Linked DNA regions of Homo sapiens: region 1 is linked to region 2. A link is a contact called in ENCODE Hi-C data. All regions are on one chromosome and are shown on one strand. The core of a region is the stretch at or near the end of the contact, and the rest is flanking DNA. Distances in the headings are between cores, read along the strand shown.

What was found. Hi-C counts contacts between places; a loop is a spot of excess contacts on that map. Pooled maps may share reads with other maps.
Region 1: a pooled map shows a loop between it and region 2 (8-fold over the local background). The contact joins the enhancer-like site here to the promoter of DHX9-AS1 in region 2. A Hi-C loop is called at or near these places in 4 of 50 pooled maps.

Annotation. Positions count from the first base shown.
Region 1 is chr1:183,953,341-183,959,486 of GRCh38, reverse strand. It overlaps COLGALT2 (collagen beta(1-O)galactosyltransferase 2), which reads left to right. Exons shown (of 12, transcript NM_015101.4): 7 at 4,649-4,725. Among named protein-coding and RNA genes, the nearest start is that of COLGALT2, 81 kb to the left of the region's middle. RefSeq lists a silencer at 3,491-3,655. Within about 2 kb of position 2,671, at least 5 of the 41 ENCODE cell types and tissues checked have a DNase peak (open chromatin) inside an H3K27ac peak, as active enhancers do.
Region 2 is chr1:182,838,303-182,844,433 of GRCh38, reverse strand. DHX9-AS1 (DHX9 antisense RNA 1) reads left to right here and starts at 4,843. Exons shown (of 2, transcript NR_148933.1): 1 at 4,843-5,122. It overlaps DHX9 (DExH-box helicase 9), which reads right to left and starts at 5,087. Exons shown (of 28, transcript NM_001357.5): 1 at 4,978-5,087; 2 at 1,757-1,889; 3 at 1,000-1,140. The coding sequence starts at 1,867. RefSeq lists a silencer at 4,768-5,197 and an enhancer at 4,621-5,462.

The DNA of each region.
Region 1 (6,146 bases), core at 1,422-3,921, 1.1 Mb before region 2:
AGATGAGTCCAAGATTTTAGCCTGATATGCCATTTACTGAGATGGGAAAGACTTTATAGAAAAAGACTGGGGGTTGGGGAGCTAGTTTTGGTCACGTAAGTTTAAGATATTTAATAGGCATCTAAATAGAAAGGCAGAAGATAGTTGGATATATAAGTCTGGAGTTCAGGGAAGAAACTCCAGCTAGAGACAGATATTTGAGAATCATCAGCATCAGAAGGATATTTGAAGCTGTGGAACAGTCTGAACTCATGTAGTAAAAGAACACAGGATGAGAAGAGGACAGATCCCTGGGGAAGACAAAACAGCCAGAGAGCTAGGAGGAAAAATTGAGAAGTGTTTCAAGACGGAGCCAAGATGCTGCTGAGAAGCCAAGGAAAATAAGGATAAAGAATTGGTCATTGGTTCTGTCAAGAGAGAGGTCTGTGATGACCTTGACATGGGCCACTTCAGTGCAATGATGAGAACACAAATCCATTCAAGTGGACTGAAGAGAAGCCAATGGGGAGATGAGAAAGCTGAATCTTGATGGGATGGGGAAATGGAGAAATCCGATGGAGGCTGTTGGGGGTAAGAGGTCAAGGGAAAGGTTTTTCTGGTTAGGTTGTTTGTACTGTTTTTTTAAAAAAATAGAAATATAACAGTATGTTTTATGCCAGTCACAAGGATCCAGTATATAAGGAGATCTTGATGATGTAAAAGAGAAGGTAATTATAAGGTGAAAACAAGAGGGTTTTTGTCCTGGGTTGCAGCCCAGAACAATATTGCAGAGGCTATACTAGATAGAAACTTCATCTACTGTGGCAGATGGGATGGCAGAATGTATTGATACACATGCAGTTTGGTTTGTGGACTTGAGGTGGATTGAAAAGGTAGATCTAATTTGATTTTGAATATTTTCTTTCTGAAGTATATAGGCCAGTCAGTCATGAGCTAGACAGAGATTTTGGAGATTTTAGGAGAGAGAAGACAAAAGATACAATCTCTCAAAGAGTGGGAAAATAAATTTACTATGAAAGGACACTTACATCATTTGGTGGTGTCAAGTGCCAATTTGACATCTGTGATTGTAGCTTTGAAGTGACTCAGTCAACACAATTGTGTATGTTTCTCCCAGTAGTCCTCTTGGTGCTGAGTAAGTGGGCAATGGGTTTAACCAGGATTAGGGTTTTATCAGGCATCAGTGGACGAGAATTGAAAATCTTGTGAAGGGGATGGTCAGGGAATTTCTGAATTGTAGACTGGAGTTTTAGAAATCAGAGTTGAAGAATTTGAGTGAGGTGGGAGAAGGGTTATGACGACAATGACTAACACTTATTAAAAGCACTGTGCCCATCTCTTTTCATGTGATAACTCATTTAGTACATTAGAAGCTGCACAGAGAATTTGGGGATGTGCTGCCTTCGGGAGATGAATGACAGGAGGCCAGATCTTATAAAGATGTTAGATTTAAATGGTCTATAAAGCATGAGGAGATTACTCTTGCAAATTACAGCATAAGGTGATAGGAAGTCTCAGGTACCTGCTCTCAGTATTGACATTTTGAGACAACAGTACATCATGTAAAAATTATTAAGATAATTGGACTTGAAGTTATGTCTAAAACTGAGTTCCAGCTCTGCCAATCACTCAGTATTTGACCTTGGACAAGTCTACATCTGGCTTGGTCTCAGTTTCTTTATTTGTAAAAAAAAAAAAAAAAAAAAAACCACCACAAAAAAGTGAAGATAAAATTACATGGTGACTATGAAAACACCTAGCAACCTGTTAAGCCCTTAAATATAGTGTTGAGTGTGACTGTTACAGTTGAGAACAGAGCTGTGCGGCGGAAGATTATTTTGACAACAGTGAGCATGATTAATTAGAATAGGAAAGACTGAGAGCATGTAAGTGTTTGAAAAAAATCAAAAACAGCCCAGGCATAGTGGGTAAGGACCCAAGCTAGGCTGCAACAATGGAAGAAGTTCAGGAGAAATTATAGAGAAGAAGCGGTAGGATTTGATCCAAGTACAATCTATCATGTACTATTCCAGACATGACTGGGCTTAAATGAGCTACTCTGGACCCAGCCCAGTTGCCTGGTTGGCTAATACCAGTGGCCACCAAGGACTAGCTCTGGGGATGATGTGGAATGGGAATTAAGAGCTCCGGTAAAGGAGTAGGACCTAGGTTCAAATACCAGCTCTATCAGCTCTGTGATCTTGGGCAAGTTATTTAATGTTTGTTTCCTTGTCTATAAAAATAGAGACACTCATACATATCCCATGGTACATGTGAACATTAAATATATGTGATTATATATGTCAAGTATATATGTGACATATATATATATCACTCACAGAACTCTGGGTTCTGTGAGTGATAAGACCTCTGTAACAATGGCTGTAATTATTCACATTAGATCTTGAAACTATCCCGAAAGCAATGAAGCCCATTGTCCCAAGTGGCAGTACAGGGAAGGATTATTTCCAGGAAGGGATTTAATGAGAGACCAGATCAATTATGAAAGATGGAGTCAGAAATGACTACAAACAGAAGCCAGGATATACCTAACCTTCAAGTCTGTTGTCAGCAAAGATACATCCTTCTCCCCACAGACTAAGTTTCTTAGGTCTGACTCACTGTATCACTTCCTGTTTTCCTCTGTGGCTTACTGCTGCCTTCAGTGGCAAAACCCAAGCACACTTCTCTGATATTTTTGCTCAGTGATGACTTTCGGGAGCCAACCACTTGTGGCTTTTTTTTTGCAACACTTGTCCTGTGAATGCAATGACTGCCTATGTTTGATGGAAACAAAGTGGCTAAAAGCAGTCTCTTTGGCTGAAATGTTAAAGCCACACAGGCCATGTGAGTCCAAAGGAGACCAGCAGCCTAGAATGGGTAACTCAAAATATAACATCTTCCCAAGTCTCAGGCCCCAGGAGGGAGAGTGAGACAGCTCCTCAGACAATATCATGAACAGGAGGAAGCTGGTACATTAAGCTTCTTTCTCTTAAAAACCTAACCGTGTACCTGGTGGACCCTCCCTATTGATTTTAAAAGAAACTAATAAGGAGTGGAGTGGAGCAGAAAGGACCAGAATATTCTCGGCTGCTATTGGGAAGACAAAGACATGCACTGCATATGCACAGAAATATGACTGTAAGTGTCAAGTTTGAAGTAATGAGACCAGCTCTTGTGTTTGGCCTAAGAACTCTGTCTCACTACGTTCTAGAATTTCACATCATTCGCCAATAAGTAAAATTGGATGTCAGGATTTCTCTATAATATTTCAGTGAAGTTAAACAGATCATACCCTTTGGACAGTATCTCAGGATGGGCAAAGTTATGCTGGAATATAAAAATCTGATTGGCTTCATACAACAATGGCTTATTTCTTGCTATCCAAGTCTGCAGAGCAGGTGTCTTTCCTGGGAGCTGCCCTTCATGTGTTGATGCAATGTTCCAGGCTGCTTCCAATTCACATCTGCTATCCATATCCACACATGCCGCTATGAGCACAGTGGTGGGACCAAGGGCAGTGTCGGGGGAGCCCTTGGAGAGTGGAGCAGCAGCACCACACTATAAACTTTCCCCAGAAAGTCATATAGCCCTGAGTAACTTCAAGGGCAAGAGAGTGTATTCCTCTCCTGTGCCTGGAATAGAGGTGAACAGATACGTTACAGTAGTCATGGCCATTACCCATAGTTCTTTCAACAACCCAGTTACCAGCTATCATTTTAAATTTTCTTTGTATTATCCCTTTAAGGAAAATCAAATGAGGACTTTGAATTTGTATAATACTAAACATTCTTCGAGGACTTTGAATTTTTATAATACTAAACATTCTTCAAGGCCTTTTCAGGTTTCTTAACCAATATTACTTCCAAACTTTAAAATACATAGTTTGCAAAGGAAGCTTTTTTAGAGTATCAAATAAATAAAACTTTCATTATTGAAGAAGTAGTGTCACTCCCAGCTGGAATCTTCCCATTAGACATGGGCCAGCTCTCTGTGGTTAGATCCTGTTAAAGCAATGGACCTTTTGCGCACCCACACCTAAACCTGCCCAGGTGGGATAAAAATAGTCCCCCACTTTGACAATTTTAAATGCAGAGAAAAAAGTGTTTTTCAGTAAAAATTCTAGCCTATTTCTGAGCTCTTTCATCATGGGCCATAGTAAGTAATAGCTAAGAGTTGTTGAGCATTTACTGTGTTAAAGTGGTGAGTGCTTTGCACGCAGGTCTCATTTAAATTTTATAACACAGATACACTTCTATTATCCCAATTTTACACCAAAGAAATGAGCTTAAAGAGGTCCCCTAACTCTCCTACTCCTTCGCAAACCAAGGTTTGGACCCAGATCATCCGACTCTGGAGCCCTTCCTCTTAACCATTATCCTAAACTGCCTCCCAAATATTCTTGAAATAAGTCTTAAGGGAAGTGGAGCAAATGTTGCAATCTCCATATAATCAAATGCTCCTGAAACCAGTGCCCTGACCAGCAGGGTTCCTGTGTGGCTACTCAATCCTGGAGAACTGCTGCCATTGTCCCCTGCCCTGTATTTCCAAGTTATATTCCAACCCTAGAGATCAGGCATGCGGATGGAATTCTGATTTCTGACCCTTTCATTAACAAAGCACTCTGCATGTTTCTTGTGTCTTCCAGTTGACCGTCCTCCAATGGAACCCTCCCAGTATGTCTCAGTTGTCCCTAAATATCCAGACAAGATGGGATTTGATGAGGTAGGAAAGGTGTCTATATGTGTGTGCACATGCACGCGTGTGCAGGCTTGTGTGTTCATTTTGGAACACAAGCCTGAGCTTGCATCTGAGAGCCAGCAAGACTGGCTTGGCTGCTGAAATGGCTCTGAGGTCTTGGGAAAACTACTTGGTTTTTGTTGTTCTCAGTTTCCTTATCTTAAAAAAAGGAGTATCATGATAAATGTAGTTAATCATTTACTTAGAAAGAAATTACCATTTAGTAATGAAAGTGAATTTGATATTTTCTAGGAGCAGATATTGTGATATTTTTAATCAACCTTTTTATCAAAATTCAAGAGTAAGATACAGAGGATACATGTTTTAGATATGGAGGACTTTAATTTTATTCTGCCACATCTGAGCAAGTGGAAACTATTCTGGAACTTTCTGTGCTTTCTTTTATTTCTACTATTCTTCCATGGAAAAAGGTTAGAGAGCAGGGTTGAGAGGACAAAGAAAGAAAAAAAAACATATTTGTTCTAAAATTCTGCCTTTCAGCAGGCAAGAACTTCCTAATAATATTCTAAGGGTAGTATTTATTATTAAGTTTTAGTTGTATAAAGAATGAAGCAGAAATATTAAGAGGTTCCCCTCCTGGTAATATGCGTAACAGATACTTGGCAGGGATTGTGACTCCACATCACTGACTCTCTCATGGGTGTCCCCTGTAGCTGCTGAACAGTATTCAGAAGGAGCTTGGTGGTCTAGAAGCTAGGGCAGTGCCTCAGGAGTCCACAAACTGAGAACTCTTCCATGGACTCTGGATATGTAACAGATCAGGCTTCGAGCTTGGTGCTAATTGCCACTGATTAATCGAAGGAAGATGCCTTATTTATCACATGGTAACATATACATACATATATGTACATGTCCCCAGAGTACAGCCTTCTCAAAGGGATTTGACGCTAGAACTGGGAATTAAGATTTCTTCCGTAAGACTGATTTGGAGCTATACTTCAGGAAGGGGGAAAGAATATTTCATGATTATTAAGTGGGGAAGAGTTAACAGCTACTATGGTATTTCCACAAAGGGCAGAATGAGAAGAGATGAGCTGCATGTAGTAGAGAGGAATAAGACTCATTTGCAAATAGTTTTTAAAAATGATCAGGGCTATAGAGAAGGTTGTCCCACACCCACAGTGGACCAGCTTCCACATGTTACTGTAGCTTTCCTTCCCTACAGCTCTCTCTCGGTTCCCTAGGTGAAAGGACCCAAGTGTCCTTACATAGATTCATTTCTCCTCCTAAAAACATTCCTATGAGGACCAAACCAAAGCAAATAAAATAAGACAAAACCAGGATCTTCCAGTTCCGGTCTTCTTTGGGCAGGACACGGTGTAAGGACTGGGTCACTCCTAGAGCCCTTCAGGAGAAGGCCAACTCCATGAAGTGGCACAGGCTCG
Region 2 (6,131 bases), core at 3,594-6,093:
AGAGTTTGATTGAGCCCCAAAAAGAAAAAAGGCAGAAAAACAAAACAAAAATCCCCCAAAACAACCTACTAGACAGAGGTATTTGTTGCATACTTACGTAATATAATTAAGATAATCATGACATAAAAAACACAAAAATACTCCATTGCATAAAATACTATTTTGTTATATAAGGACATGTCAGCCAGGTGCAGTGGCCCATGCCTGTGATCCCAGCACTTTGGAAGACGGAAGTGGGTGGATGGATCACTTGAGGTCAGGAGTTCAAGACCAGCCTGGCCAACATGGTGAAACCCTATCTCTACTAAAAACATAAAAAATAGCTGGGCATCATGGAGCGTGCCTGTAATCCCAGCTACTCGGAGGCTGAGGCAGGAGAATCGCTTGAACCCAGGAGGCGGAGGCTGCAGTGAGCCGAGATCACTCCAGCCTGGGCGACAGTGCAAGACTCTGCCTCAAAACACAAAGAACTTGCCAGAAGTGGTGGCATGCACCTGTAGTCCAGCTACTAAGGGGGTTAAGGATGAAGGACTGCTTGAGCCCAAGAGTTTGAGGCTGCAGTGAGCTATGGTTGTGTCACTGCATTCTAGCTTGGGTAACAGAGCAAGACCTCATCGCTTACGGGGCAGGGGGAGTGTCAATGGGAGCAAACATGTCTAAAATATTACTGATTTTTCTATTTTATTTAAAGTATTATCATTGGTAATGAATGGAACATAACAGACTCTGAAATTTCTGGTGTATAAATACATGAAATAAAGCCATAAGACACAAAGATTAATGGAATTTCTCAAGCCCCTAAGACAGGTATATAATAAGGATGCAATCCACATCTTCAGAAATTTTGTCCAGTGCTGAGACAAAACAAGATGCCAAATTTCATTACGAAACACGATATATCTGAAAACAGTGAAAAATTACTATCTTGAGTCTCTTACGCATATTGAGTTTGTACAACTTTACAACATACATCTCAAGTGCTTCGCCATAGGTACTTACCCCAAAAGCTGGAACTTCTTCACTCTTTATTTCATTTATTCGAACCAAATAGTTAACAAAGTCTCTGGCAGCATTGCTTTGTGCATCTTTTTTATTGGTGGAATTTCCCATGCCAGTGTAATTATAACCTTCCACCTGAACCTTTAAAAAAAAAAAAAAGTACTAAGAGACTGACCTGGGTAATTCTGAGATTTTAAAAAGTCGTAATTCAGTAGTCCATTAAGAGACAACAAACAGCTAACTTTAGGAAATATACTCTATAAATATAAATATAAAAATAAGAGAATGCATGAGCTACTGAAAAAGCTTAAATTGTGTTGTATCCAAAAATAATTTAAGTGGCTCAGATTTTTTTTTCTCATATAACAGAAGGTTCACATTAAAATCTGATTCTGTAATATCCATGAACAAGCTCTCCATTTGTATTTAAGCACTTTGATTTGAAGCAATCAAGAATTGCTCTGCTTTCTAAACGTGCTTATAAAACTGCAAACAGTTGATCCAACTTTTCCCATCCCCACTACTGGTACTGAGGAAGCTGAGGAAGATATAGGCTCTAATTAGAATAATTTACCTGTCAGATTGTTTTAAAAGTAATGCTGACTTGAAAATGATTTACAATAGCAGTCAAGTCACAATAAAGAACTGTCGTTTCCTAATGTGCAACACATTAACATCTCCAAACAGAAAACATTTTTCTTTTAACCCCAAAATGAACCTCATAAATCACATAAATGCAAACTGTATTCTTCAGTACCTCACACATGAATTTCTGCCTGTTTTTGTTCCCCACTGCTCTAATTTCATAGGATGGGGTCATCTTCCTTTTGCCACACCAGGCATACAGAAAATTTTTAACGTCACCCATGATTCAAGTGTCTTCTTCAGATCTAAGAAAACAAAAGTCAGTTAAAAACAGCATTTATAATAGCAAAAACTGGGAGGAACCAATTATCTAGATTACTGAATCTGGGTTAAACATAGGATATTCTATCATGTTGCTATTAAGACTCCCCATAAATTTTAACGACATAATTGGAACGTTTATATGTTGTAAGAAAAAGGATACAAAACGGTATGATTTGAACTTCATGAAAAGTACATATACATGATCAAGACTGGAAAGAAATACCCCCTAAAATGGTTATCTTTGGGGACTAAGAGTGATTTTTATCTTTTCTTACAAAGTATTTTATATAAGGCCCTATATTCTACAACGGGCACCTTATATATTTAACTCAGTTCATCCTCACAACAATGGCACACAGATATGGTGGGTACTATCATTGTCTTTTCAGGAAGTAAGAAACTAAGATTTAAAAAAGTAACTTCCAAGTCACCCACCGTGGAGGCCTAAATTCAAATCCAAACTACTATATATTAAGAAAGTTATCATTTGCATATAAATTCAATGTTTTATTCTCATTCTGATTATGACCACTAGCATATTGTCCCCAAAGTTGTAGGCCATGTATTAATAATATAATAAAGTTCAAATACATTAAGCACTCAGTACTGAAGACGGTAACCTATTAACTTAAATGTTCTATACCAAATCTCTCCTTTAGGCCTTTTTATTAAAATTTGAGGATATTAAAGTTTTCTTGAAGTGCAACAAGTCTATAAAATACCACAAGATATGGAGCCTATCAGTCTAAATGCTGAGTCTAAACTGTAAGCAAGATATGAGACCACATTTATAACCAGAGAAAATAAAATATGCTATGAATTTAGTTTGCTGTGAGAAGAAATCCCATTACCAGCATTAAACCGTCTGCTTCACGTTTCACGTTTGATGCATTTTGTTAGCACCTAAGTCTAACGTCATCAAACTGCACCCCTAGCATAAATTTGTTACGTCTGAGTGGCCACAGTCTAACTCTGGTCATCCATTTGGCGAAGGGAATGTCCTATTAACAAAAAAGCCGTGGAAAGCTGAAAATGTTTATCTGGAAATTCCACCTCGTGAATAATTAAACAACAAGCCCTCATGGTGAATGAGTAATATGAAATACGAAGGACTATACTATCAAACTCCTGTCTCCCTAGTCTCTTACAACCCCATAATGTTCAATACCAACTACATGCTATCGATGCCCAAATACATATATTTAAACTTTAGTCTTTTCTCTCTTTTTTTTTTTGAGACGGAGTCTCGTTCTGTCGCTCAGGCTGGAGTGCAGGGGCGAGATCTTGGCTCACTGCAACCTCCGCCTCCCAGGTTCAAGCGATTCTCCTGCCTCAGCCTCCCGAGTAGCTGGGACAACAGGCGCCCGCCACCACGCCCAGCTAATTTTTTGTATTTTTAGTAGACACGGGGTTTCACCGTGTTGGCCAGGATGGTCTTGATCTCCTGACCTCTTGATCGGCCCGCCTCAACCTCCCGAAGTGCTGGATTACAGGCGTCAGCCACCGCGCCCGCCCGTCGTTTCTCTTTAAAGTCCAAAATTAAGTTCATCCAACTGTGGCACTAACTCACCCATTTGCATGCTAACTTGGCATCTCAGTCAAAACAGAATTTTAAATTTCCCCTCAAATCTGTTCCAACACCCTACCCCTACATTTCGGTTTCCATAAACGGTACGACATCCACCAAGTTACTCCTGGCACAAGTTGAGAGTCGTCCACTCCCTTAAGATTCTCCATAGCTATCCCTTGTAGAACCCTTAATGTGTGTCAAACAATATCCATAATAGATCATCTAAATGGAACTATTTTACTTAATCCTTAGTAACCTTGTACAGGTAAGATCACTATCCCTTTAGAGAAGGGGAAACTGAGACAAAGAATATCTTGCTTCAGGAAGACAGAGCTCCTAATTATAAGAGCAAGAATTCGGGCGGGCGCGGAGGCTCACGCCTGTAATCCCAGCACTTTGGTAGGCCAAGGCAGGCGGATCACGAGGTCGAGAGATCGAGACCATCCTGGCCAACATGATGAAACCCCGTCTCTACTAAAAATACAAAAATTAGCTGGGCGTGGTGGCGCGCGCCTGTAGTCCCAGCTACTCCGGAGGCTGAGGCAGGAGAATCACTTGAACCCGGGAGACCGACGTTGCTGTGAGCCGCCATCGCGCCACTGCACTCCAGTCTGGCGACAGAGCGAGACTCTTGCAAAAAAAAAAAAAAAAAAAAAGGCGCAAGAATTCCAGAAAACGTAGCCTGACTCCAGATCTACTACCTTCCACCACTACGCATTTCTGCTTCAAAATACGTCCCCTATCCATTCGTTTCTCCCCATCTCTCCTGCCACCACTACTGCACACCCGGGCTAGTGAAATATTGTCCTACACGGTTTTTGTTTCCACTCTTGCCACCCTAAAACCCATTCTCCTTTGAAGGCCTTCTCGCCACACTCCAGTCACATGGCCTGCTTTCAGCTCCCGCCCAGTTTCTGCCCTTAAGCGATAACTAATCCCTTCCGCTTCTGCAGGCTCTGCTTTTCCTTCGCGTTGGCCGAGGTTATCAGCTCAAAGCCTCCCTCCTTCGAGACGCCTTACCTCGCTATACTAGCCAAAGGCGCTCTCCCTTTACATTCTTCAATTTTTTTTCCTCTACCCACAAGGCCTGCACGACGGCGCCAGTTATTCGTGGCTTGAATGAATGAAGAGCCCTAGGCCAGTGGCGCCCCGGCGGCAACCACCACAGGCGAAGCACCCCCTTCCCTCAGCCGCCGCGGTGCCCCGGCGTACGCAGGCCAGAGGAGGAAGCGCGCTTTGCCTGCTAGAGGCAGCAGCGGGAAACGCTGGGCGGAGGAGAGGGGAGGGGGCCACAGGCTGCCCGGACGGCGCAAGCGCATCGCGGCGAGGCGCGCACGCAACCCGCAATCCGGGGACCCGCGGGCGGCTCGTCCCTTCCCCCACCCCCAGCCGCCGCCGCCGCCCGCGCTTCGCAACAAAGCCGGCTGCGGAGCCATGGTCCACGGCGCCCGCCCGCGACCCCGCCGCCCCGCATGGTAGCCGGAACGTCTCTCCCTTACCAGCCTTCGCTTCCTGGTGCCCAGCTCTTAGGACCGTGTGTGACTCTGGCCTTCTACCGAGACAACAGAGAAACGCACAGCAACTCGCATGGAGGAATCGGCGAAATGGCTCCGACCGCGGCGCTAGGGGGCGGGGCCAGCGAGCGTACGCATGCGCAGAGCGCGTGCCAGGGCGGGGGATGGCGAGGGCGCGCCAATGGAGGGGGCGGGGCTCAGCAACCTCGCGGCGCGGAAGGGTTTCGTTGCTAGGGAGATGGGCTGAGCCGGGCGGGCATCGCGCCAGACCTGCTACTCTGGATAATCCACTCTCCTGGATAATCCACTACCCTGGATAATCGGCTGCCCGCTTTTGCGCATGTTAGGGAGTTGACGGCCTGTAGCATTCTGATGCAGCAAAATATTTCGCAGGGTCTGTCATAGGGATCTCCGGTGAGAGGAGGTTCCCTTCGAAGGCAGAACTGGAAACCTTGCTGCTAACTTGGTAGGGTTGTTGAGATAATTACATGAGATGGCATATGAAGGGCGGCTTAGTTCAATACCTGGCATGTAGTAGGTGTTCAGTGGGCGTAGTTACCGGATTGATTCAGATAGTCTGAACGCCAGTGTCTCTTGAAAGAAATAAACTGGCCGGGCGTGGTGACTGTAATCCCAGCACTTTGGGAGGCCGAGGTGGGCGAATCACTTGGGGTCAGGAGTTTGAGACCAGCCTGGCCAGCGTGGTGAAACCCCGTTTCTACTAAAAAAAAAAAAAAAAATACAAAAATTAGCCGGGCATGGGGGCGGGCGCCTGCAATCCCAGCTGCTTGGGTGGCTGGGCGGGCTCCTGCAATCCCAGCTACTCGGGAGGCTGAGGCAGGAGAATCGCTTGAACCCCGGGGTCGGGGGCGGAGGCGGAGGTTGCAGTGGGCCGAGATCACGCCATTTTCTGGGCGAGAGAGCGAGACTCCGTCTCAAAAAAAAAAAAAAAAACCATGAAAGAAATAAGCTCAGTGAAGGCGGGCATTCTGCCTGGCTAACGCAGGTCGCTCCTTGCCGTGCCTGGAACATTACTGTAAGTGCTCAGCAAACTACTTTAAGGTAGGAATAAAATCTGCAAGGTTGCTTTTGTTTAAATTGGATAACCTTTTGTGTTCCAAGTCTTTGGAGTAATTTTG